4 separate regions of the Homo sapiens genome follow, and regions 2, 3 and 4 are each linked to region 1. The links are chromatin contacts, found by Hi-C in ENCODE. All regions are on one chromosome and are shown on one strand. The core of a region is the stretch at or near the end of the contact, and the rest is flanking DNA. Distances in the headings are between cores, read along the strand shown.

What was found. A loop is a pair of places that touch in the nucleus more often than their neighbours do. Pooled maps may share reads with other maps.
Region 2: a loop to region 1 is called in a map with no recorded cell type, with 7 times the contacts of the local background. The contact joins the enhancer-like site here to the promoter of CASP7 in region 1. A Hi-C loop is called at or near these places in 2 of 37 single-sample maps with no recorded cell type and 3 of 50 pooled maps.
Region 3: a pooled map shows a loop between it and region 1 (17-fold over the local background). The contact joins the promoter of DUSP5 here to the promoter of CASP7 in region 1. A Hi-C loop is called at or near these places in 3 of 37 single-sample maps with no recorded cell type and 6 of 50 pooled maps.
Region 4: a loop to region 1 is called in a pooled map, with 13 times the contacts of the local background. The contact joins the promoter of ENO4 here to the promoter of CASP7 in region 1. A Hi-C loop is called at or near these places in 2 of 37 single-sample maps with no recorded cell type and 3 of 50 pooled maps.

What each region holds. Positions count from the first base shown.
Region 1 is chr10:113,677,450-113,683,945 of GRCh38, reverse strand. It overlaps CASP7 (caspase 7), which reads right to left and starts at 4,034. Exons shown (of 7, transcript NM_001227.5): 1 at 3,968-4,034. RefSeq lists enhancers at 1,411-1,540, 3,159-3,448.
Region 2 is chr10:110,411,535-110,418,030 of GRCh38, reverse strand. No RefSeq gene overlaps it. Among named protein-coding and RNA genes, the nearest start is that of DUSP5-DT, 82 kb to the left of the region's middle. RefSeq lists enhancers at 1-474, 3,284-3,413, 2,588-3,787. Within about 2 kb of position 3,375, at least 12 of the 41 ENCODE cell types and tissues checked have a DNase peak (open chromatin) inside an H3K27ac peak, as active enhancers do.
Region 3 is chr10:110,495,224-110,501,719 of GRCh38, reverse strand. It overlaps DUSP5 (dual specificity phosphatase 5), which reads right to left and starts at 3,813. Exons shown (of 4, transcript NM_004419.4): 1 at 3,220-3,813. The coding sequence starts at 3,598. It overlaps DUSP5-DT (DUSP5 divergent transcript), which reads left to right and starts at 5,238. Exons shown (of 2, transcript NR_187547.1): 1 at 5,238-5,332. RefSeq lists silencers at 3,087-3,356, 3,477-3,536, 3,607-3,746, 3,757-4,286 and an enhancer at 4,768-5,291.
Region 4 is chr10:116,848,249-116,854,744 of GRCh38, reverse strand. It overlaps ENO4 (enolase 4), which reads right to left and starts at 5,246. Exons shown (of 14, transcript NM_001242699.2): 1 at 5,014-5,246. The coding sequence starts at 5,178. It also overlaps a transcript of HSPA12A not described here. RefSeq lists an enhancer at 6,430-6,496.

The DNA of each region.
Region 1 (6,496 bases), core at 2,785-5,284:
TTGGTGGGAATATAAATTGGTACAGCCATTATGGAAAACTGTCTAGAGGTTTCTCAAAAAATTGAAACTAGAAATCGCATATGATCCAATAATCTCACTTCTGGCTATATATCTAGAGAAACTGAAATCAGGATCTCAAAAAGATACCTGCACTCCCACATTCACTGTAACATTATGGAAACAATCTAAATGTCCATCAATGAATGAATAGATAAAGAATATGTGGTATACACACACAATGGAATATTATTCTGCCATAAAAAAAGAAGGAAATCCTGCCATCTGTGACAAGATGGATGGACCTAAGGAACATTACGCTAAGTGAGATAAGCCAGACACAGAAAGACAATTACTGTATGATCTCACATCTATGTGGAATCTAACAGAGTCAAACTCATACAAGTGGAGAATAGAATGGAGGTTGTCAGAGGTTGGGGGTGGGGGCAGCGAGGAAGAAATGGGGAAGTGATAGTCAAAGGGTACACAGTTTCAGTTGTGCAAGATGAATAAATTCTAGAGATCTCCTATATAGCATAGTGCCCATAGCTAACAATACTATATGGTATACTTACAATTTGCTAAAAGGGTAGATCTTATGGTGAATGTTCTTACCACACAAAAAATACTAGTTTTGGCCAGGCATGGTGGCTCACACCTGTGATCCCAGCACTTTGGGAGGCTGAGGCAGGCGGATCACAAGGTCAAGAGATTGAGACTATCCTGGCCAACATGGTGAAACCCCGTCTCTACTAAAAATACAAAAATTAGCTGGGCATGGTGGTGCATGCCTGTAGTCGCAGCTATTTGGGAGGCTGAGGCAGGGGAATCGCTTGAACCCGGGAGGCAGAAGTTGCAGTTAGCCGAGATTGCGCCACTGCACTCCAGCCTGGTGACACATTGAGACTCCACCTCAAAAAATAGTAGTAATAAAAATAATAGTAATAATAGCATTAAACGGTGTGGGAGGAAACTTTAGGAGGTGGTAGCTTTGTTGAGGTGGTGATGATTTCATGGGTGTATCTATGCTTATCTCCAAACTTGGTAGGTATGCATGCATTAACTATGCCTAGCTTTTTATATTTCAACTATACCTTAATAAAGTGGTTTTGAAAAAGGGGAAGACCCTAAGCAAAATGGCTCCTAAGAAAGCCAAGCCTTTGTTTTGATATTATTGGGACTGCTGAGACTTTTGGAGACTCTTCTTCATTCATTCAATGGATATTTACTAGAAGTTAGGAATTAGGGATATACTTGTGAGCAAATTGACCTGGTCCTGCCATGTTGAGAAACAGACATGAAAAAAAGGATGGCGTCTAGTTTGAAATGCAACTGTGGTGTATGCCTTGAGGGTGAACAATCTGTAGCCATACCAGGGAAACTCAAGAGCCTCACAGAAATTAGGGAAACTCCTCAGGGGAGGAAATGTCTGACCTGAGAACTGAAAAGGGGGAAGCAGAGAGGGTAGGTGGGAGCGATGCAGGCAGAGAGAACTGTGCACTCATTAAACATTTGAAATGTTCCACCAAAGGATGGGTATAGCTTAAACTCATCCTTCTCAGACACTAAGAGAGGGCTTTGGACTTAGCTACTGAGATGTAAAATTCAGGCTGATTTCTGTGGCTCAATGATGGGACGCTTTCTAGAACTTTCCCTCCAAACAGTAGGCCATTAGGTCTTCTGTCTGAAACCTACCGCATCCTTCTGGGTTGATGCTGAACACTGTCTGCAGTGACAGAAAGTGTCTCTTCTAACAATCCAAGTCAGCAGTGGTGGGACTTGGCTCTTTCAAATCTGTAAAGCTAAACAATTAGTTACTTTCTTATTCCTATGAGACTGGGCTTGATTTTTGGAACCTCCAAAGAGCGATCATAGCCCAGGGTGGTAACCAAGTGGGGAATGCCTGATCTCAGACACGTCATTTCAGTCAAACCAAGACCTGGTTTTGACCTCTTATTTCCTCCTTTCATCATCACAGTGCACCAAGAAAATCCAGACCTATCTCAGTTCTGCCAAGCTGTCCGTAGAGGGTACACATGGCATTATTTTCTCATATCTGTCCCCTTTTTAAGGTCCAGGCTGCAAAGAGCAGTCATTTGAGGGAGATTGCTTATCCCACTGTTAAATATGTCTAACTTCTCTTTAAATAAATTAATACATGAGACACTCAAAGCACTAACAATGATAGGCACATAGTAAGTCTTGGTTAGTCACTGTAACTCTTATTCTTACTATTAGCCACCAAGATTGTCACTGTTTGCAGACTGAGACCTCATCTTAATCATTTTTTTAATCATAGAAAAATGTCAGGTACATGGCAGGCACCAAATCCATTTTTCTTTATAAATCTAACTTAAATGTATTTTCAAATCCTTCAGCCCCTTCAATAAACTGCTGTCCAAACAGCAGAACCAAGGAGACCCAAGAGGGTGGTTGAGAACCCTGAGATCTGGGGCTGAATCAGTTCTTCCACATATTAGCCATGGGACCTCAGAAAAAGTGCTCGACCTCTCTAAGCCTCAGTTTCCTCATCTGTAAAATGGGAAAACAACAGTACCTATGTCACAGGTGGTTGGGAGGATGAATGAAACAATGCATGTAAAATGCTAGGTGGCACAATCTAAATAGTCAAGAAATATTCCCATTATCACCACTGCCCACGAGACTAAGATAATATGCAACTGTCAACCTTTGCCGATATTTAAAAACCACATCCATATTTTAAAAAGATTTTGTAGAGACTGAAAAAAAGTTCCTGTAGTGATTATTTCTAAACATGTTGAACAGGAGCCCACATGTTGGGGCAACTGGTACACAGCTGGGTAAGAAGTCACTGCCCAGCTATTGTCTGAACTTTTTACTTTCATGAAGGGGGAAATGGACTGCAGCTGCTTCCCCTGAAAAGTGACATCATACAATTTGTGACTCACTTCTTGCCCAAATAAAAATCTTCCTAAAGGGCACACAGAGAAGACCTGAAAACCTCCCCCTCTTGCCTCTAGCAGCTGGGAGGGGGAAAGGGAGGCTCTGCTGGGCACTCAAGCGCTCCGCTGCGTCACCCAAGGCTCATGGCACTGCTAGACCAGGGCCTTTACTTTGCTATTGCAGAAACTTTAGCTTCTTCAGAGACGTTAAGTAACCTGTCCAAAGCCACACAGTTTACAGGTGGCAGAAGGTGGACTGTGAATCTAGGCAATGGCGGTACCAAGGGTGAAGGTCAGGCCGGCGAGACCCAAAAGGAGGAAATAGCCTGTAAGTTGAGACAACAGGGAGGGCCACGTCAACTAGCCCAGGAGCCCAGAAGTTCAAGAATAAAGATCTGGAAATGATACACCCACAATCACCCACAAGTAATTTTACTGCTCCATAAACCGCAAAGCTGTCACCTGGAGCCTAACACTCCACACGTCTAAATGTCTCCTGCCTGGTTTCCACCTCCTCAAGGTCCCTCTAAGAGCCCTGCAGCAAGGACGCTCAGCTCCAGTGTACTCAGACTTGACAGAGCCACTGCCGCGAAACGCGTACCATAATCAACTCTGTCCATCCCCGCCAACAGTCTGCGGGGATCACCGTGGTTCCCATTTAACAGAGAGAGGGTTGAGGTCCCACCGCCGGCAGGCAAGGGGTGGGGACCGGAACGCAGGCAAAGGAGCCCTCGCTGTTAGCCGCTGTGCCAGATCACGAGCCCTCCTCTCCTAAATCTCGAATAGTACGAGGTGTCCCCTAGCCCCCCGGCTAGGAGGGAAGGGAGGACAAGCTGAGCAAGGCAAGCGATGGAGAGAGCGGAACGGGCCCTCTTCCCAAAGTTTCAGCGCAGGCCGTCGGGGCCACTCAGTCCCACTCAACCAGGCTCCCCTAGACCACGCTGGGGGCGCAGGGGGGAACTAGGAAGCCGGCAGGAAGGAGGGAGGCAAGGCGCGCACGGCCGGCGGGCTGGAGAGGCGCCGGCCGAGGTGGGGGCTGCAGTTACCGTTCCCACGGCGGTAGGGCGGCTGGGACTGGCACAGTCTCTCTCCGTCGCTCCGCAGCAAGGGTCTGGGGCCCCTTTAGCGAAAGCGAAACTAAAAGTCTCGGCGCTGCGGAGGGAGGAGCCGCCCTGGGTAGGGCCGGGCGGGGCTTGCACCGCCCCTGGCTCGGGGTAGTGCGCTCCGCAGGGGTGGAAGAGCCCAAAGCGACCCGTGTCCCCGCACGCATAGTCCCTGGAGGGCGCTCTCTGCAAAGCTGGCCGCGCGCTCTGCCAAGTTGGCCCCTCGCTCTACAAAGTTGAGCCCGCGCGCGGGAGAACGCGCACAGCAAAGTTTGCAGTTTCCCGGGACAGCCGAGCCGCCGCGGGTTGTTCCGGGAAAAAAACAAATCTGCCAAACTGGCCGCGCTCCAAGTGACCCAAAGAGCGCAGATTTCGCGGCGGCGCTCAGTGATGGGGCGCTCGTGTGGTCACCTCCACTTCCCCGCCCCCAGTGTACACCTCGACCTGGGCCTTCACATCAACTCGGAGACCCCTTTCCCATAGCCAGAGGCTCTCCCCTAGCGAAACCTGGATCCCAGCTGGAACTGCTGGCGTCCCCCTGGGGGACTCCACGCCTACATTAGCATGCGTACCCCACAAGGCTGATCCGCTTCGGGCCCGCTGTGGCATCCACTGTGGTCTCCTAGACGTTGCTTTGCGGGGGGCGCCCTCCTGCGCGCGTGGGCGTAGGACGCTCCCTCAGCTTTGAAGGAAGTACCCACCCAGCAGCCCAGCTTGCTGGTGGAGATGCTGCTCCTGGATCTTTCGGGAAATATTTGTTGTGCGCCCCCGTGTGTCAGGGACTGGGTATGCGGCCGGGAGTCAGTCAAACACGGGAGAGACTGAGCACTTCCACGGATTCTAGTTCACCCCAACCCCACAGCATACGCACACACACACACACACACACACACACACACGGACACACGGATTCCAGTTCACCCTGACCCCACAAAACACACACACACACACACGGATTCCAGTTATCCAGTTCACCCTGACCAAACACACACACACACGGATTCCCGTTCACCCTGACCCCACAAAAGACATACACAGGCATTCCAGTTCACCCTGACCCCACAAAAGACATACACAGGCATTCCAGTTCACCCTGACCCCACAACACACACACACACGCATTCCAGTTTACCCTGACCCCACAACACACACACACACGGATTCAAGTTCACCCCGACCCAACACACCCACACACAAACACACAGATTCTAGTTCATGAAACCCACCACACACACGGATTCATACACACACACGCACCTAGTTCACCCTGACCCCACAACACACACACACACACACACACACACACACACACACACACGTCTTTCTTCACCCTGGCTCAGGGAAGCAACTAAACTCAATCACACTGAGGTGTAAAATATCTGAGAAGAAATTGTAGTTTTATTCATATCAGAGACACAGTATTTACTTTTAGGAACCACCAAATCCTTGCGTGAATGGAGTACATGCTTAGTGGTCGGATACCAGGCAAGAACGCCATCTTCTCTTTCTGTTTGCTTGCTTTCCCGTGGGCCTGAGACTTCAGTATTTGTCGCTCAAATCTCTCCAGGTGAGGATGCTTCCTTGGTTTGAAAAAAAAAGACTGACCCCTGGCAAGTGTAAGGGAATAATTATAATTGATTAACTTACGGGAAAATCCTGAATCCCTGAATATTTTTAACCAGCAGTGACACAATTTCTAATGTGGCTGCCCTAGTCTTTTTTTAATACCCATGTTCCCAAAATGTTGGAGGTAAAGTAAGCCATTTAGACGCTAAGATAATTTGCTTTGTAAAGAAATTCAAGGCCAGGCGCGGTGGCTTACGTCTGTAATCTCAGCACTTTGGAAGGCCGAGGCGGGCGTATCACGAGGTCAGAAAATCAAGACCATCCTGGCTAACACGGTGAAACCCTGTCCCTACTGAAAATACAAAAAAATTAGCCAGGCATGGTGGCGGGCGCCTGCAGTCCCAGCTACTCGGGAGGCTGAGGCAGGAGAATGGCGGGAACCCAGGAGGAGGAGCTTGCAGTGAGCCGAGATCGCGCCACTGCACTCCAGCCTGGGCGACAGAGCGAGACTCTGTCTCAAAAACAAAATAAAATAAAATAAAATAAATTCGATTGTGAGTCATCTGAGAAACAAAGAATACTATTAGTAAAGCAATTAAATTACTCTTTGATTTATCTAATTTGTAAATCTAGGATCTTGCAGGTTATTCCTGAAATATAGTGAATCAGTGTTAGAACTAAAAGAGGCTTTTACAACTAATCTCTGTTCATTTTATAAAGAATCTGAGGCTCAGCGAAGTTGCCCCCGTCACAGATTTGCTAGTGGCAGAAGTAGAATCAAATTGCCTTTATTTTATTTTAATTTTTATTATACTTTAAGTTTTAGGGTACATGAGCACAACGTGCAGGTTAGTTACAAATGTATACATGTGCCATGTTGGTGTGCTGCACCCATTAACTCGTTAT
Region 2 (6,496 bases), core at 2,126-4,625, 3.3 Mb after region 1:
TGACGGAGCACGATCTTGTCTCCAAAAAACAAACAAACAAAAAAATACAAAAAAAGAAAAACAACAAAAAGCAACTTACGATTGGTAGGTGCGTAACCTACCCAGAAGCCCACAGCCATGAAGTGGGAGGACCCCCAGGCACTTTGTACCACTTCTGAGGCCTCCTCTCTCCCCTTTCCCTTCTAATGGTTCCTTCCCGGGGCAGGGGGATACCAAACAAAATCCCCCCAATCCATCCCTGCAGCTGGAGTCTGGGCCCTATTCCAACAAGGACCCTTGTGCACTGAGGCCCCGTGAGATGGTCCCCAGCAGGAACCCCAGGCTGAGTTAGGGACAGATTCCCCCAGCTCACCGTGTGCCCTCTCCTAGGGGAAATAACTCCTCCCCAAAGCAGGCTGGTCACCGCAGGTTTGTTGGCACAGGCTGATGTGCTGCGCCCTTGCTGGGCACTCTTCTCAGGGTGGAGAGCACCAGCTGACATCAAGGTGGTGACTCAGCACCTTAGCAGCTCCTCCTCCAGAGGAAAAAGCCTTGCTGGCACGTGCTGGGCATGATGGGTGGGATGTGGTGGGAAAGACAGCCTGGCCTGGCCTGGCTTCTCCACCGGTGGGGATACTGTGGGCTTGGCCTTGGCCAGAGGGCTCTGGGCATCATTTATCTCCCCCTGCATTCAGGTCCTCCCTTAGGGGGCAGAGATTGGACTGGGCATAGCCTTGCAGGCTGCCAGCCAGGGAGGAAATTGTCCTCAGCATAATAATAATTTATACATCTTTATAGCCTCTTATCTGCAGATCTCAAAGCACTGAAAAGCTCAGATATTGTTTGTGGAGTGAGAATTTGCCTGGACCAAGAGCTCTGCAGCCCAAGTCAAGACCAGCTGAAGCCCTCTTGCTCACAACTGGGGCTCACACACTCGCTACCTTACTCACCCAGGCCTGGGGGCCTGGCTTTGTCCCTGCCACGCCCCTGCTCAGCCACAGACACTGAGAGCCATAGTCTTTGTCACTCAAGACCAATTCAGCCAATGGCCAGAGCACCTAAGGGGGCTCCCCACCCCTGTAAGTGTCCCACTTGGTGGGCCAGGCTAGGAATGTGGGCAGATGGGAGGAACCCTGGCTTGAGATCCAGTAGGCCTTGATTCTCAAAGCTGGCCACTTATTGGATTGATGTAGCCCTTCTCCCACCCAGGCCTCTATGTCCTTACCCAGTAAAAGGTGTTTGGAATCCTCCAGGGATTGCAAACCATGCTAACCAAAATCTTGGCTTTTTCCAAGGGAGCTTCATGGCTTTTGTGAATACTCAATTCAAATATAATTCCCAAAATGTATTTTATTTATTTTTACTTATTTATTTTAAGACAGGGTCTCACTCTATTGCCTAGGCTGGAGTGCAGTGGCATGGATCATGGTTCACTACAGCCTCAAGCTCCTAGGCTCAAGTGATCCTCCCACCTCAGCCTTCTGAGTAGGTGAGACAATAAGTGTATGCCACCACACCCAGCTAATTTTTAATTTTTTTGTAGAGATGGGGGTCTCCCTATGTTGCCCAGGCTGGTCCTGGGCTCAAGCCATCCTCCCTCTTTGGCCTCCCAAAGTGCTGGGATTACAGGTGTGAGCCACTGTGCCTGGCCCAAAATGTATTTTAAACTACTTGAATATTTGTAATAAGCAGCACCATGCACATTTAGAAGTGATACGTGATTTTCACACACTGGAGCTCACCTCAGTTGTGTTCACACTGATTTCATAAGTAACACAGTAACATGTTGGAAACTTGAACTTCTTAGAAAATATATTTAAACTAGTGGAGTGAAGCTTTTATTGTTCACATACACTGGGGCCCTGTGTCGGGTCAAATCTTATTTGGAAAAAGGGTTCTGTTTAAAAAGATCTCACAGGCATTGGGCTTCGTCACCAGGAAGAGAGATAAGGAGAAGTGATATGACCAGTGTTTCTGGTGAGTGACTTCTGTGTCCCACAACTGTGTTGGAAGATTTTCTCAGCAGACTGCAGAACATCTTATCTGAGCTCTGGTCTGAGCAGTGCCACTGATTGGCAGACATTTGCAAGTTGGTTCTGGAAGTCACTGGTAGCTGACAGCTCCAGGCCAATCTGAAAGAGGTAGGGCCCGTTTCTGCACCAGGGCAGAAGAGTGAAGCCTTTCAGGAGCTGCCTGGGGATAAGAAACAAATACTAAGAACTCAAATCACAAGTTGCCTAGCTCCAATGTGCCAGGCGACGGGCTGCACCTCTCACCCATGCAAATACATTTGTCCCTCACATGTACATAAGGAGGTTTAGCCTCATTTTATAGGTGAGGAAAGTGGTACACAGATAGTTTGACACCCCCCAAATTCCCTAGCTAGTGAGTGACAGTGCTGGGAGCAAACCCCCAAGTCTGGGATGGGGATCAGAAACTCACAGTTTTAATGAGCACCCCAGGGGATTCAGGTAATTCTGATGCAGGTGGTCCACACACCCTTCTCCGAGAAATACTCTACTACATTATACTGGGTGCAGGGGCTGGATACAGACTGAAGTAGAAATAGTTCTGACCAACAGTGGCCTTGTCATCAGCACCTGCTTTTTACCAACCTTTTACCTAACAGGTGGCTCTGCCTGAACAAGGTCTTAGAGGGGTCTCTGGACATCTGATACAGGCAAGCATCTGCCCCTTTCTTTGCTTCCATTTTCACCTCAATAGAGCAAGGGATGACATCTTGGTGCCCTTCCTGCTCTCAATCCTGTGAATCCATTACCAGCCTCTGTGACCTGAGTACCAGACCAGGAGCTCCAAGGTTGGGTCTCAGAGTGGTAAAGGGTCTTGCTTGAGTCAAACAGTTAGTAAGTAGTAAAGCCTCCTTTAGTCAGGCTGCTGGGGTCCAGATCTCCACCATCTTAACTCCCAAGCAGTGGTGTCCCCAAGGACGGGGCCATAGGAATGGTGCACATGGGTACAATAAGAGGTCATATCATCTACAGAAAAATTACAAACAATAATAAACTGACTAACAGTGATGCACCAGCAATTCTAATCAACGTCAGTGATAAACTACTTCTGTCCCCGCCACACCCCCACTAGCTTGGTATGCCACCCACTGCCACCCTCTGCCGCATTCTCTCCTGGGGTTATGTGAGTCACTGCTGTGCAGTGAGGCTTCTCAGAGGAAGGAGAGGAAGAGACCTTGTTAGGGGTGGGGGTGAGGTCTCTTCAATGTGGTCCCCATCCGGCCACACCATCTGTGACAAAGACACCCAAGAGAATGTGGTCTGGGTGACTACAGGGCTCATTTACCTCAGGCTAAAAATAGGTGCATTCCCCGCAGCAGGTGGGTGACTCAGCAGGCCTGAGGAAAGCTTCTAGATGGAGGAAGCGCAGTCTTGCCAGCCCAGGTTTCCCCCCGGTACCAGAACAACAGGAAGGGGCTGATGACGGAATTGTAGCATGCATTTCACAACCCCTTCTGCGCCTCCCAACTTTCCCCTGCTGCCGTTCCCCAAACTCCCTGTTCAAAAATTGCTGTTCAAATTCCTGAAATTGCTAGTCCAATTGAGAGCCCAAATGAGACCATGTGGCCAACTGCTCAAACTTATGGTAGCTTTCTTCCAGACCTTAAAGAGAGAGGCGAGAGAAGGTGCATGCATGTATGTGTGTGTGCACACGTGTGTGAGAGCAGGTACATGAGAAGCAGGCCACAGAGCGTCTATACTGGAGTCTGCCTTTGTCTCTGACCTCCCAACCTGGCCGCTGGCCACATACAGTGGAACCCAAGGAGGACTGCTGATGCTCTCTGATCATTTTCTGCAATGCGTTATGCCCTGGGAAATGAAAAGTGCTCCCTTCTTTCCATCCCCAGACTTTTCAGGAAGCAAGCACAGTCCTGACCTTCTAGATATATCTCCAGAGGCTCAACAGAAGCTGAGGAGTGAGGCAATTATTTGAAGAATTCAACCCCACTTCAGGCAGCTGTCTGAGCAGATTGATGCAACGGGAAGAGGCAAGACTGAGCGCCAGGACCTAGTTTCTCGTCCTGGTGCTGCCGCTCATTTGCTTTGTGACCTTGAGCAAATCAGTTTTCCTCTCGAGCCTCTAGTTTCTTTCTCCTCTGCACATCCATTTGTTATTTCTTCAACAAATACCTATTAAATGCATACTGGGCCATGCACCTGAGTATACCATGCTAGATTCAGGAACAAGCAACTATGGAGGATGAAAAATGTCCAGGAAGTCTTTGCACCTCCTCCTAACAAAAACTAGCACTACTTCTCTGTCCTTTGACTCTAGGATGACCTTGTAACTTGCTTTGACTAATGCTGCGAAAGTGACTCTTGACTTTTGCTCTCGCCCTCTTGGAACCCAGCTACCACATGAGGAAGCCCCAGCTAGTCTGCTGGAGAGGCCACATGGAGGAGAACTGAGCCTCCCTCACTGACAGCCTCCACCAACAGCCCATCAAGTTAGACTATGCAGTCCCAGTCAACAAGCCACTTGACCAAAAATGTAAGAGTGAGCCCAGCCAAAACCATCTGGAGCAGAAACAAGCCACCCTGCTGAGCCTTGACCAAACTGTCAACCCACAGAATTGTGAGCAATTACATGGTTGCAGTTTTCAGCTATTAAGTTGTGGTGGTGGCTTGTTATTGATATAATTAATGTTTATTGACAATTTCCAATGTGCCATTGACAATGCTAAATGTTTTACATATATAATTTCATTTATTCCTCCCATCAACCATGTGAGGCAGGTACTACTATTCAAATATCCATTTTACAGATGAGAACACTGAGGCACAGGAAGGAGAAGCAACTTGCTGAAGATCAAAGAACAGCTGGGTAGGGGAGCTGGGATATGAGGCCAGGCAGTCCAAGCTTCAGAGCCTACACTGGTAATTCACCACCACCTTACACAGAACCAAACAGACCTGGTTCTTGCCCTTACAGAGTTTATCATCTAGGTGGGAGACTGGCATTAAAGAAACACAGAAATAAATATACAATCACAAATATTGATGAGTGCTAGGAAGAAGACAGATGCTACGGTGTGTTCACAGAGAAGGCCTCTAGGGAGGCCCGAGGGTCAAAGGGGCAACCAGCTGAGCGAGCTGGGGCAAAGACCAGAGGATTAGAATGTGATTTTGCAATTTCTGTCAGCATAGATGTCCCCTGGGAAGCCTGGTAGAAATGCAAAAAAGACCTGGGCCTAATTCCCCAGAGGTTCTGATTTTCACCAGTCACCTCCAGATATTCTGATTTGCTGGCTTTGCTTGATTGGGAGCCTGATAATTCTTTTTGTTTTTGTTTTTCTTTCTTTCTTTCTTTTCTTTCCTTCCTTCTTTCTTTCTTTCTTTCTTTCTTTCTTTCTTTCTTTCTTTCTTTCTTTCTCTCTCTCTCTCTCTCTCTCTCTCTCTTTCTTTCTTTCTTTCTCTCTCTCTTTCTCTCTCTCTCACTCTTTCTTTCTTTCTTTTTGAGATGGAGTCTTGCTCAGTCACCTAGGCTGGAGTGTAGTTGTGCAATCTCGGCTCACTGCAACTTCTGCCTCCCGGGTTCAAGCGATTCTCCTGCCTCAGCCTCCCCAGTAGCTAGGATATTACAGGCATGTGCCACCACACCCGGCTAATTTTTGTATTTTTGGTAGAGACAAGGTTTCACCATGTTGGCCAGGCTGGCTGGTCTCCAACTCCTGACCTTGTGATCCGCCTGCCTCGGCCTCCTAAAGTGCTGGGATTACAGGCTTGAGCCACTGCACCCGGCCTTCTTTTTCGTTTTTAAACGTGCCCCCCAGCTGATTTTTCTCATAAGGGAAATTTGAGAAGTACAGCTCAGTAGTATCGTGTGAATAGATTAAACAAAATAGCTGCCCAGCCCCCATTCTGAGAGAGATTATGATCCATTTGGTCTGGGGTATTTTTTTTTGAGACAGAGTCTCACTCTGTCACCCAGGCTGGAGTGCAGTGGTGTGATCTCAGCTCAGTAGAGACAGGGTTTCACCATGTTGGCCAGGCTGTTCTCGAATTCCTGACCTCAGGAGATCCTCCCACCTTGGCCTCCGAAAGTGCTGGGATTACAGGTGTGAGCCACCGCATCCGGCCTTGGAGTGAATATTTTTAAAAGCTCTTTGGGTGATTCTAATGTGTGGCCAGGGCTGGGAAGTGATGTTGGAAGATTCTCCAAGGTCCAAGGCTGCTGCTTTTCTCTAGTTCTTTGGAGACACCAGGGCTGGGAAGTGATGTTGGAAGATTCTCCAAGGTCCAAGGCTGCTGCTTTTCTCTAGTTCTTTGGAGACACCAGGGCTATCTGGGGCTTCTGAAGCTCTCCCTTTGGTGATTTAATACTGTGGAGACCCAGAACAGAGCCTGAGGTCAACCTTTGCTCCAGACGGGGCTCTGACTGAACAGGCCCAGTAGACCCCTCCTCACAGACTACCCTCCCCCCGTAACATTCCCAGGGGCTCCCTCTGGCTCCCACATTCCCTTTAATTTTCATTTGCTTTAAAGTG
Region 3 (6,496 bases), core at 2,564-5,063, 3.2 Mb after region 1:
GGTAACCCAGAGAGCAACCTGAGACATTTCCTAGGGCCTCCAGAAAGCCCACTTGTCTTTTTCTGGCCCAGAGAATTCACTTGGAGTCAAATCCATTAAACATGCATTCTGAGACCATGAATTTTCCAAAGAACCCCCTTTTTCTTTTCTGACTTTGGGTGTTGTGATGCTGGCTTTTTTAAAGCCCTGCAGTAGACAAATGGTTAATGGATTACAAGGCAGTCTCCAACTCCCTCCCAGAAGCTGCAGCCAATTCCTAGAATGAGTCATCTTGCCATTACCGCTTCCTCTCAGCTCACTGGAACTGCCCCGCCCCCACTTAGTACACCCAGATCTCCCCTGTGGTCACCTCACAAGCAGCCCATTGCGCCTGCCCATGAGCTCCTGGTCCTCCTCAATGACCATGCTCCCCACGACAACGGGAGGCCACGGCAGAGGTGCAAGATGGTGCTATAGGCAGCTTAGCTTCCCATGCTCTGCCATAGCCCCTGGGCCCCTTCCCTTCCAGCAGTCAAGAGAGAATGAGGCAGGCTCACAATGACCCACAGCTTCCTTGGAAGAGGCATCCCTAGTCAGTAAACCACCTGATCACTTCCCGTGCCTGGACCTCGACATTATGGGTTCCAGGAGACAAACAAGGATTTGGATGGGAATTTGGAGTTCAGAATGACCTGGGCCCTCCCAAACTTCAGGACGAAGGTTGGGGAAATAGGAATCTTCAGGCTACCCCATCTTTTGGCTTTAAATATATTACTTCAGAGTTGGCTATCAGGAGGACAGATAAGAGGTTCGGGTGTGGGCTGGATCCTGCATGCTGTTGACAAAATTTAGTTGAGGGACAGATAAACAGGGTCCTGCCTCTTCAAGCTGGGATTCAGAGGAATCCTCCAGATTAAATGGTCTCAGTCTTTCACCCACTCCCATCAGAGGTGTGGAGAGACAGAACATTCCTCGCTGGTGCCTCACTCGAGTGGCAAAAGCCATGGCAATTCTTAGAGCTACTTCTTTTGGAGTGAGTCTGCTTTCAATCACCACCACATCACCAGGGAACAGAGAGAGCACAGATACTATATATAAATAAGCACTGACCACGCAATTCAGTCATCACCATTTCATTTTAGTGGTTGTTTGGGAGACAGGGGATTATGGAAAGTGTCAAAAGGCATTGCCCCCACCAAGATCTGAGATGCCACCAGATTAAAACCTGAACTCCTATCTGCACATGAATTACGTAAAGAAATAAAAATTTTCTCTGGCAACAATTTAAAGTTTAGTAGTGTTATAAGGGTAGGCATGAAGCAATTTCTACTGAAACTTAAAATGCATGTAATTCTTGACCTGGCAATTCTCATGATTTACTGAAAGGCACTGCACACGCAAGAGCACATGGAGAAGGACATCTACCGCATTGCTTGGAGCAGTGAGGCGGGACGCAACCTAATGGTCATTACAGGAGACCGGTTCAATGTGAAACAGACATGTATGATCAGATATGGACAAGTCTCCAAGATCTAGATAGATACAAGAGGCAGGACAGGGACTATACAAAATCAATCTATTTCTAAGATACTTATGAAAAACTATCTAAAGGTAAACAAAAAATAGTTGACGACTGTCTCTGGGGAGTGGAACTGGGTTCTAAGATATGCAGAAGACCCGCTTCTCATCACAGGGCCTTCATGCTGTTCAAATTTTTACCTGTGTATATGTTACCTTCTTTTAAAAAACATTTTAACCCAGTTTTCCTGAGATGTGAGTCTATAGAGCTGCCTACTTTGTGGCGACAACTTCTAAACTGTCAGCAGGGCCAGCTTAGAGAAGCATGGGGAGGAGAGGTGGGACCAGGGAGGGTCTCCTGGAACCTCTTTCATACTACTGAGGCAGAAACTTCTCCAAACCACAGGAGATAAAAACCATATTAGGAAGAGAAAGAAATCAGGAGGCACGCTGAAACCTCTGCAGAGCCAGAGGGCCAACCCTCTATCCCCTGGGGGATAGGCTGTTAGAAGAAGGACGATTACCATCTACCTCTGTTAACTCTCCAACAGGAAATCAACAGGGGACCAGTCAGCAGGAGGTGCTAGCAGAGAGGGGAACTGTCTCCAGAATCTTCCTGGCCCGGACTGTGTGAAACTCAAGTTGCATGGCTTTAAAACAGGCTCCTAACTCGGCGCCGGCTCTCTGCACCGAGCTCTGATCCCCAACACTGTTACATCCCAAGGTGTCCGCGCCAGGGCTGGCACGGCCTTGGGGCCCTGCTGGGGCTAAACCCTCATCTCTACATGTGGGTCAGGTCTCCCCGGGTGTCATTTGAGGTTACAAAGGACTCAAACACAAAGCAGGAGCAGTCATAGGAAGTAACCCAGAAAAAACCAATGCTTTGGATTTTGAGAGTCAATCACCCACCCACCACCAGAAGCCAAAGTTATCTTCCCGGCAGGTGAAATGGGCAGGCCTGTGGCGGTAGCTCCGGGAGGTGTCAAATCAAAGGCCGCAGAATCTCCATACCACCCTGCCCCCGCGCACCTCTATTTCGTGGCTGGCTGGCTGTAGGCTCAGCTCAGGATGGGTCCCAGGGATAATCCTGGGGCGGAGGAAGGAGGAGGTGAAAAGGGTGGAAAGGATGTGAGCTCCAAACTGAGCTAGAGAAAAGACCTAGGAGGGGAGAAGAGGCCGGAGGGAAACAATAAAAAGCAATAAAATGAAATGGAAAGGGAAGGGACTCGCCAGGTCAAAAAGGCAAGGGGGTCGGTGAAGACCACAGCTGGCTAGGCGGGAGGAAGGGGGGCACCACGGCGCCACACCAAGGGAGAGTGGATCGCGACCTGCTGATCCCGCCAGATCAGTCTATCAGGAAGGCCCCGAGCCCTGACCCCAGCGACAGCGGCGAAGCTCGCGTCTGGAAAGGGGGCTCGTGCCCGGCACGAGCCGACGGCCCCCAAACTGCTAAACAGCAGCAGCCCCCGCAGCATAACCAACTCCACCCAGACCACCGGGCAGACCCGCTGCCGGGCGCTTTCGAGGAACGCGGGTGGGGAAGAGGGGGAGCTCTGAGTGCTGACATTTGCAGTGCCCTCCCAAGCGCACAACAAGCCACAGGGTGCAGACTCCTGCAGGTGGTGACTCTCCCGGTCCCAGGGTGTAGGAGGGCGCCCCGGCGCAGGGAGGGGACCCGGGGGCGCCGGAGGGGCGAGCGTGGCAGGGACCCCGAGCGCTCACCTTTGAGGAAGTAGACCCGCGGGCCGGCGGGTAGGCAAGCGAGTAGCGAGGTGAGGACGACACGCGCGGCGCTCTCCTCTCGCAGCTTCTGCCAGTGGCGGCTGCCCTGGTCCAGCACCACCACGGCCGCGACGCCGCCGCCGCCCTCCTGCAGGAGCCGCGCGCGCGCCGCCTCGTCGGGCAGCACGTAGCGCGCCGACACCGCGCCGCCCCGGGCCCGCCGCAGCACCACCGAGTTGAGGTTGACGTTGAGCGAGCCGCGCACGTTCGAGGCAGCGAAGGCCAGATAGGGCCGGCAGTCGAGCACCACGCAGCGCGCCGCCGCCTCCTTGCGGAGCATCTTGCGCAGCTGGCGCCCGTCGAGCGACGTGACCTTCATGCCGCCGCCGCCGCCGGCCAGCGGCCCCGCGCCGCGCGCCCCGCGGGTGCCCACGGCCAGGGTGTCCACGGCCAGGGTGTCCGCGGGCGAGGCACGGGAGGGCGACCCGCGGGGCTGCGGCCGCGACGGAGCCCGGCGCCCGAGCGGCGGCGCAACTCCGCGTTCCCGCCCCGCTCGCTCGATAGCCAGCCCGGCCGCTCGCCGCCCTAGAAGCCGGGGATTCCGCCGGCCGCGCAGCGTTTTATGTGAATGAGTGCCGTCCGTGACGCGGCTGCCCATATAAGGCCAAATATGGGTGTTTCCCCGCCCCTCGGGCCGTGGCCACGCCCTGCAGGGGGCGGGGCAGCGGGGGCGAGGGACGCGCGGGGCGGGTGCCGGCGTTAGAGCGAGAGGAAGTGGAAGGCGCCTCTTCGTTCTCTCTTCCGCGCTTCGCTGAGGGACTCACTCGCGCATCACCCGCGGCTGCCGGTCGAGTGTCCCAGGCGCTCCGGGGCCGCGGTGACCCTCGCGGTGCGGACCGAGGAGGAAGCGCCGTGGGGGGCGGGGCGGCGCCGCACGATCCGGCCTTCAGCTTCACGGACGTGGGCTGAGAACCCGCCCGCGCCGCGCTGAGCAGGGCCGAGGGAGCCGGCCAGGGCCCCAGAGGAGTCCGGAACGGATTCCCGTCGCTACCGAGGTCTGCGCGTGTAAGGAGAGGACGTCGGAGATTTGCCTCGAGGGGTGGGGTATAGATGACTGGAGAGGTCAGGCGCGGGTTGGTCATCGCTGAGGCTGGGTGATGGGTGGCCGGATTCGTTATACTGTTTTCTCCACTTTTCTGTATGTTTGATATTTTTCATAATAAAGTTTGTAAAAGTAAAAACGGGGGTTGGGGGTCGGCGGTGAGAATAGCCATTTAATCTTCCTAAATGGATTCTGCCCTCAAAGGATTGACGCTCTTTTCTCTGTCACTCTCCAATAATGATTAGAATAATAAGTTGTATTTTGAGGAGCTGTTTTCTGGTCCCGGGGAGACCCTTGGTGAACTCAGCAGTACCATCAGCATGTATCCCACGATGGAGCTCAGTTCAGCCAACTGTTGTCCAGGTGGCTTCTGGATTTGGGGGATTATCTATGGATCAAGTTTAATCTCAGGCTGTCTGCCCCCACCGGTCCCCAGGGGCTTCAGGCCTCCCACCCCTATTCCTGGGGAAGCAGACACAATTCACCCATTCAGCAAGCATTTATTGAGGGTCAGCCGTGTGCCAGGGCTTTGCTAGCTGCGGGGACACATGGATGGAAACAGGTTTCTGCCCCCAAGCTCACTGCCAACCATTTTATTGTTAGCCTGGCTGGGACTGCTTGATGGAAAACAGTCTGCCCGCACTAGACAAGGGCTTGTTGACAACTGACATAAGGGAATGAGGTTTTCAGAAGGAAGCAGAGATCAAATTTTGAAATCAGATGCAATCAAATCAGACACCAGGACAGCCAGCATTGCCTCTGGGTCACAGATGCATCCACCCAAAGGCGCTGTCCTCGCCTTGCCAGTGGGGTCTTGGTGAAGACGTGATGCGGGGGCCTTCTTTCTTTTTGTGGTTATCTGTGCCAGCCTTCCCTGCAGGCTGCTCTTCCTCTAGCACGTTCTGTTTCTGTTACCGGCTCTTTCCACCCCCGGCATCTCCGCCTAGAGCCACACACATACGCGGAGCACCCACGTGGGCCAGGCTTTGTTTTGGGGCTGGCGGCACCAACGTGAGTAAGACTTATACTCAGCCCCAGCTGCCCCCAGCCCAGAGGGAAGGGGAAGGCCTGTAGTCCGTGGGGAAGAGCGCCCAGTAGGGGTGTGGCAGGGTGGGGCGTGGGCTGGAGAAGGCCTCCCGAGGAGAGGAGAGCTGAGGCCAACTCCGAGGAATGAATTGTAAGCCAGGCTGCGAAGCAGGAGGGGAGATTCCAGGCAGAGGAAACTGCTTGGGGTAAAGAAAACAAAAAACGCAACCCCCCCAGCATGGTGCGTACTGGAGGTATGTGGGAGACTAAGGCCCTTCTGGTATTTATTAGCAGATTAAGCAGGGTCAGGCAACAGAGGGCCTTGTGCTGTTTTGAGTCATTTGGGTCTTAGTCTTTGGCCGGGCAGTCCCCAACGAGGGATCTTACTCAGTGACAAGATCCGGATAGCATTTGGGAACATCGCTGAGGCGGCTCTGTGCGGGATCGGTGCTTTATTTGAGAGTGGTGGTGGGGTCCGGAGTCTGGGGGATGGATGGGAGGATTTCATGGGTAATCTAGACATGAGCTGATATGGACTTGCCAGAACTTGGCAGTGACAGCAGCTATGGGGAGGCCATAGGAATGGGAGCACATTGAGGAAGTGAGATGCTGGGAGGGGTGAGATGGGGAGAGAGAACTGGAGAGGGACACCAAAGATTTTTTTGTTTCCGGATTTTTTTTTTTTAGATAGGTTCTCGGGCCGGGCGCGGTGGCTCACGCCTGTAATCCTAGCACTTTGGGAGGCGGAGGCAGGCGGATCACCTGAGGTCGGGAGTTCGAGACCAGCCTGACCAACATGGAGAAACCCCGTCTCTACTAACAATACAAAAAAATTAGCCGAGCATGGTGGCGCATGCCTATAATCTCAGCTACTTGGGAGGCTGAGGCAGGAGAATCGCTTGAACCTGGGAGGCGGAGGTTGCAGTGAGCCGAGATCGCGCCATTGCACTCCAGCCTGGGCAACAAAAGCGAAACTCGGTCTCAAAAAAAAAAAGCTTGTTCTCACTATGTCGGCCAGGGTGGGCTCAAACTCCTGGCCTCAAGTAATCCTCCCACCTCAGCCTCCTAAAGTGCTGGGATTGAGCCACCACACCCGGTTAGCATTTTTCTTTTCTTTTTCTTTTTTTAGGACAGAGTCTCGCTCTGTCG
Region 4 (6,496 bases), core at 3,997-6,496, 3.2 Mb before region 1:
TCTCAAACTCCTGGCCTCAAGCAATCCTTCCGCCTCAGCCTTCCAAAGTGCTGGGATTACAGGTGTCAGCCACTGTGCCCAGCCCCCTTGTTTCAAGATACAGAAACCAACTGGTCTCTAGAACACCATGACGCATTCAAATTTCAGAAACCTGACATGGGCTGAATTTTTTTTTTTTTTTTTTTAAGACAGAGTCTCACTCTGTCACCCAGGCTGGAGTACAATGGCATGATCTCTGCTCACCGCAACCTCTGCCTCCTGGGTTCAAGCGATTCTCCTGCCTCAGCCTTCCGAGTAGCTGGGATTACAGGCGTGCACCAAAACGGCTGGCTAATTCTTTTGTATTTTTAGTAGAGATGGGGTTTCAACATGTTGGCCAGGCTAGTTTCAAACTCCTGACCTCGTGATCCGCCTGCCTCAGCCTCCCAAAGTGCTGGGATTACAGCCGTGAGCCACCGCGCCCGGCACATGGGCTCATTTTTATTCCTCCCAGCAAGGCACGTGATATTTTAGTGGTGAAGACTTACGTGACGGCTGTATCTTACCATCAGCTCATTCATAGTCCTATGTGTTCAAGGAGGCTTGTTGGGAGCCTTAGTAATTGCAGTTTCATTGAGGTGGAAAAGCAGAAGCCATTTGGAAGTGATCTAAGAAGGAGACTGAAGAAAGAGAAGCTGAGATAGAAAGCCCACTCGAGAAGCCTGCAAGAAAACGCTCAGGAAGGTGTTTCTGTGCAGAGGAGCAGGAGCTAGGAGAGACTAGAAGGAGGGAAGGTGAAGGCACACCTTTATTGCTCTCTTGATTACCAGATAGGACTGGGCTTTGCTTTCATTTAGCAGACACCAGGTCTCTGATCTTTCAGTTCAAAATCCAGTGACTTCAACCTGGACAACAGGTCATCTAATACCCACAGCGACATGCCAGTTCAGAGGTGGGGCCCCAGAAGTATTAAGCAAGAGCTCATTTTCAAGCTATCCGTGGATTCTTTAAATGGTGGTTTGTATGTTACAGAGTAAGTGCCTAAATGAATTTAGAATCAGGAGAGCAAAAATGTTATTTAGCTTACACTCTGTGTGTTATAGTGAGTTCAGTTTAACAAGCACCAAGCACCTATAATGTGCCGCGTGTTGTGTTAGGAGAGGAAAGGAACTAACATTTTTGAAGTGCTTAATATGGGCTGTGAAAGAATGACTTCTTTATCACTATATCTCAAACCACAGGGCCTGACATATATAGGATTCTATAAATTAAATCTCGTATAAATTAATAAATGTCAGTGACATCCCTGGGCACTGTATATACATTATGTCATTACATTCAACTCTCTAAGCTATGTGATATCATCTCCATCCCACAGATGGGCAGACAGTTCCACAAAAATTAACTGTCCAAGATCACTTAGCTAATGTTTTCATTATCTACTGCTTTGGTTTTTTTTTTTTTTTTTTTTGAGACGGAGTCTCACTCTGTCACCCAGGCTGGAGTGCAGTGGCACAATCTTGGCTCGCTGCAAGCTCCGCCTCCCGGGTTCACGCCATTCTCCTGCCTCAGCCTCACGAGTAGCTGGGACTACAGTCGCCCGACACCACTCCCAGCTAATTTTTTGTATTTTTAGTAGAGACAGGGTTTCACCGTGTTAGCCAGGATGGTCTCGATCTCCTGACCTTGTGATCCGCCCGCCTCAGCCTCCCAAAGTGCTGGGATTACAGGCGTGAGCCACCGCGCCCGGCCATTATCTACTGCTTTGTAACAGACCACCCCAAACCTTGGTGGTTTAAACCATTAACTTGCTCATGGTCCTGTAATCTGGGTGGGGCTTCAACTGGGAAATTCTTTTGCTGGGCTTCTCTGGAGTCCCTTATGCAGATGTAATCATCTGGAGGCTTGACAGGAGCCAGCATATCCAAGCTGTTTTCACTCAATGTCCAGTGCCGTAGCTGGGATGGCTGGCACAGTGAGGGGTTGGCTGGGCATCTATCTTTCTCACAGGATATCCTGAGGGGTCTCGTATCTGCCAAGGTCTTTCTCTACACAACCTCACTCTTTCCAGTAGGGTAATTGGGACATCCTCACAGCATGATGACTAGATTCCAAGAGGACAAGCTTCCATATGCCAGCACTGATCAACTCTCTGTTTGTATCGTGTTTGTCAAGGTCCTATTGATCAAAGTAAGTGACATAGCCAATTCCAGAGTCAGTGTGGGAGGGACTTACAAAAAGGTGTTCACACTGGAAGTGTAGTTTCTTGGAGGACCATCAGTGTAACTCTATCACAGTGAGGAAGTGGCAGAGATAAGAATCAAAACCAGATCTGCCACATTCCCAGTCCAAAACTCTCTCATTCAGTTTTATGATGATGGAATAAATTGTATTGTTATTGCCTACAAGGATCTTTACCATGTGTGAATTCCTCTAATATGTCTGTCTTAGTTTGTTCTCACACTGCTATCAAGGACTGCCTGAGACTGGGTAATTTATAAAGGAAAGAGGTTTAATTGACTCACAGTTCTGCACAGCTGCAGAGGCCTCAGGAAACTTACAATCATGGTGGAGGGAGAAGCAAACACATCCTTCTTCACATGAGGGCGGGAAGGAGAAGTGCAAAGTGAAGCGGGGAAGCCCCTTATAAAACCATCAGCTCTCATGAGAAGTCACTATCACGAGAACAGCATGAGAGTAACCACCCCCATAATTTAATTACCTCCCACCCGGTCCCTCCCCACATGTCATATGTGGGGATTATGAGCAGTACAATTCAAGATGAGGTTTGGGAGGGGATAGAGCCAAGCCATATCAATGTTGGAGAGGGACAGAAGAAATGACATTGGAGCTGAACACTGGAGGAGGTATAGTGTTTCAGTGCCAGTCAAGGGGGAGATGTGGTGAGCAGATATTTCAGGGAGAGAGAATGGGACAAGCAAAGAGGAGGGAGGTAGGAAACTTCTGGCTTTGGGGAACAGTCAGTGATTCGGTGTAGAGGAGGAGGGCAGGGAGTGGGAGATGCGCCTGTTACCAGAGGGAGGGGCTGAGCACTGTGAACCACACACATGAAGGCCAGCAAGCACGGGAAAGCCACAGGAGGTTCTGAGGAAGAGAAGTGTGGTCAGACTTGCATGTTAGGACACTGCTCTGGCAGCATTCTGCAGGATGAACTAGATAGAGGGAGAGACGAGGTGAGAGTAAGCACGGCCAAAACTAGGGCAGTTACTAAGAAAAGGAAAAGGAGATTGCTTTTTTCTGTTTTTCTTTTTGAGACGGAGTCTCGCTCTGTTGCCGAGGCTGGAGTGCAGTGGTGCAATCTCGGCTCACTGCAACCTCCGATTCCCAGGTTCAAGGAGTTTGCTTTTTTGCCTCTGCAATTCCTGAACATCCTTCGAAGTCCAAGCCAAAGCCTTCCTGGATATACAGCCTCCAAGGATCTTTTCCATCCCTGAATTCCTTTAATAGGCATATAGGGATCTGCCCCTCAATCTAGCACACAGTCATCTATCACCTTATCTTTTGCTCCAATTATTTTATGTATTAGTGACTTTTGTCCCAAACTAAGATGTAAGTTCCCAGAGAGCTGTACAAACGAATATCCTGGCTGCCTAATAGAATAAGAAGATCATTATACTGGGGAACAAGAGTCCATGTTTTTAGTCCTAGCTTGTACACTAAGTAGCTGTGAGACAAAGACTTGGTGTCCCTGTAAAATGAGGACGTTAGAATAGATTGTGTTCAAGAATTCCTCTAGCAACAGATAGTAGGAAGAGAATGGAATGAGAGTCAAGCATTCACTCATTCATCCTGCAGGTAGTTTCTCAGCATCCACTGTGTGCCATGCACTCTGCTGGGTACTAGGGACACAAATGTGGTTTGATTTTTTTTCTTCTGTCACTATGTCCTTTGGGAAAATCATTTAAATTGCACTGGCCACAGGTTCTTTATTTGTAAAATGGGAATCATCATTTTTACCTCGTCGCAGTGGTACTGAGGATTGAGTTACAGTACGCAGCACAAGGGGCTCAGTAAACCCCACACCTCTCCCCTTTGATAGTATAGGCCATGAGTGGGAAAAAGTCATTCGCGGAACATCCTTTATATCAACTGCCTCAATACGACGTGGTTTTGCACCCTGACAGCACATCTGCCTCTTCATAGGACTCCTTCTGCTTGGTGTTCACATTGCCTCCTTGCTTTGCCTTGCCATAGTGCAAACTCCTAGGGGCCCCAGCCACACTGCCTTCCTTACTACTTATAGATCTGGAAGGGAGAAAACGTCTTTGCTTCAGCTGCTCACTGCTTAACGCTAAGGTATGTGCCAGATCTCAGGGCTGGGCAGAGACCCGGAAGGTGAGAAGACAAGGCTTCTGAGCCCAGCAGGGGCTCACAGGCTGCCTAGGGAGGCTGCCTCAAGAGACTACAATACACGAAGGAAATGCTGTAGGAACCCAGAAGGACGGTTGGTCCAGGGCTACGTGGGCAAGGCTTTGGTCTGAATTTTGGAGTTTAGGGCGGGGCTGGTCAGATATTAACTGGCATCCCGGCAGAGGAGCCAGTAGGATGAGGCCCCAGAATAGGCTGAAGCCAAGTTGTAGCAAACGCCAAGGTGTTCATCCTGTGATCAAAGAGGAGCTGCTTAAGGTCGGTGAGCTGAGCTGAGGGCATTAAGGTATGTGTTAAAAATGACAATTGGCAAGCATGGGCGGTGGGCCGGCCCACAAACGGAGAGGCCTCTTAGGCAGCGAGGAAGCCTGCCAGCCCCTGGGCTGCCGCTGCAGGTCAAATACGCCTAGCGCCCTCTTTCCTCCAGCTGCCTCCTTTCTGCCACTTTCTCTGGGGAGATCCCTTCACCCCTGGGTGTCCTTCCCGCTCCTTCCCTCCAGAAGTCTCCTCCGCACACGCAGGCCCAGGGCCCGGGCGGCTGGCATGCGAGATTCTGAGGCGCAGGCGCAGGCGCAAGGCGTTGCCGCAGCGCGGGGCGGGGGGAGAGGGGTTGGCGGGAGGAGAGCGCTTGTCCCAGGTCCCTACCAGGTGCCCGTAGACGTCGGCAGGCTGGAGGTAGAAGGTGGAGTTGAGCAGCTCTTCCAGCCTGCGCGGAACGTCGTTCTCCCGGTAGTACTCCATCGCCTGCTGCTTCAGCTTCTGCAGCTCCCTAGTGGTCCCACAGCTGCGGCCGCCGCCTTCTTCCTCCATGGTAGGAGATTTAAGGCTACAGCGGGGTTTAGCCTGGGGTCCCACGAGCGTCCCTGCTGTCGCTAGGCAACGCAACGTGATCCCGACCCCCAGATCTCGCGTGGCTTCCAGGCCTAGGTTCTTCCTGCGGTAAAAGTCGTTCCCTTTTATTGGAGCTAGGATGGTATTTGCGCTCGCTGCTCTGTCTTTTCTCCCTGCGGCATTAGGTCCGGGGGTTGGGCTCCTCCTAGACTCCCGAGACTAGGGCCCTCCCGGCTTCGTTTTTCACCACTTTTCCCTGGCGATTTTCCAGAGGGGGAAATCTTTAACGACCTCATCAAGCGCGTTTTGCCGGAGCGCGGCAGCCTTAGCTCCGAATTCCGGCTGGGGTCGCGCGCTCGGGTCCCAGTGGCCCAGCGTCTTGGGCCACCCCGCCCTCCCCACGCGCCCCCTTGCTCTCTGCTGTTAGTGAGCTCCTCCGGGTTGCTAAGGCCGCCCGTGCCAGGCAGGCCCACTCTGTTGGGGGAGGGATGTAGGGGCTCAGGGCATCCTTACTGAGCGGTGGCGATCTCAGGAATTCTTTCATTCGGCTCATGTTTATTAACTACCTGCTCTGAGCCGAGCCGTGTGCTGGCTGGGCCTGCTATGATGTCCAGGAGAGAAACGGCCACTTGCCCTTCTCTGGGATATTAGTGGGGGTGAAATCAATGGAATGAAAAAAACCAGTGTGGGTTGAAAATATCTGGGGTGAACCCTAAGGGATGGTTGTGGTTTGGGCAGACCTAAGGATGGGGGATGATTCAGGCAGGACTTGGGGAGGTAAAACGGAAATGGGGGAATGGCCTTGGCTCACGTTCCCTCTCCAGAATGCTGCCTATGTCCTTGCCCTTTTCAATCCGAAGTGCCTTCCTGGCTTCATTGTACCTGCCAGGTATCATGCGATTACAGAACTTAGTGTGCGTCCTCAGTTCTAGATACTTCCTCTGCTGCAGGAGTGGGCGGCGACGGACAGGGTGTTCTTGTTCCACTCACGCCTGTTTATGTTTCCTACCTAAGCAGATCAGTTACAAGATCTGTGCCACACTTTCCCCCCTCTGGAAAACATCATCTTACCTCCTCTGCCTGTTTCCCGAGTCACTTAGTACAAAATGAGGAAGTGAGTGAGAAAGCACTTTGAAACACAGTTATTTTCAATACATGCACGTATGGGTGCAGATGCATAAAAATGTGATGCTATAAGTACTGTTACACAAACCCAGACATGCACCTTCCAAACTTCCTCCGTGTTCTCTCTGCTCTCTTACGGAACGTCTCACTGTCTGTGTGTAATGGACCATCA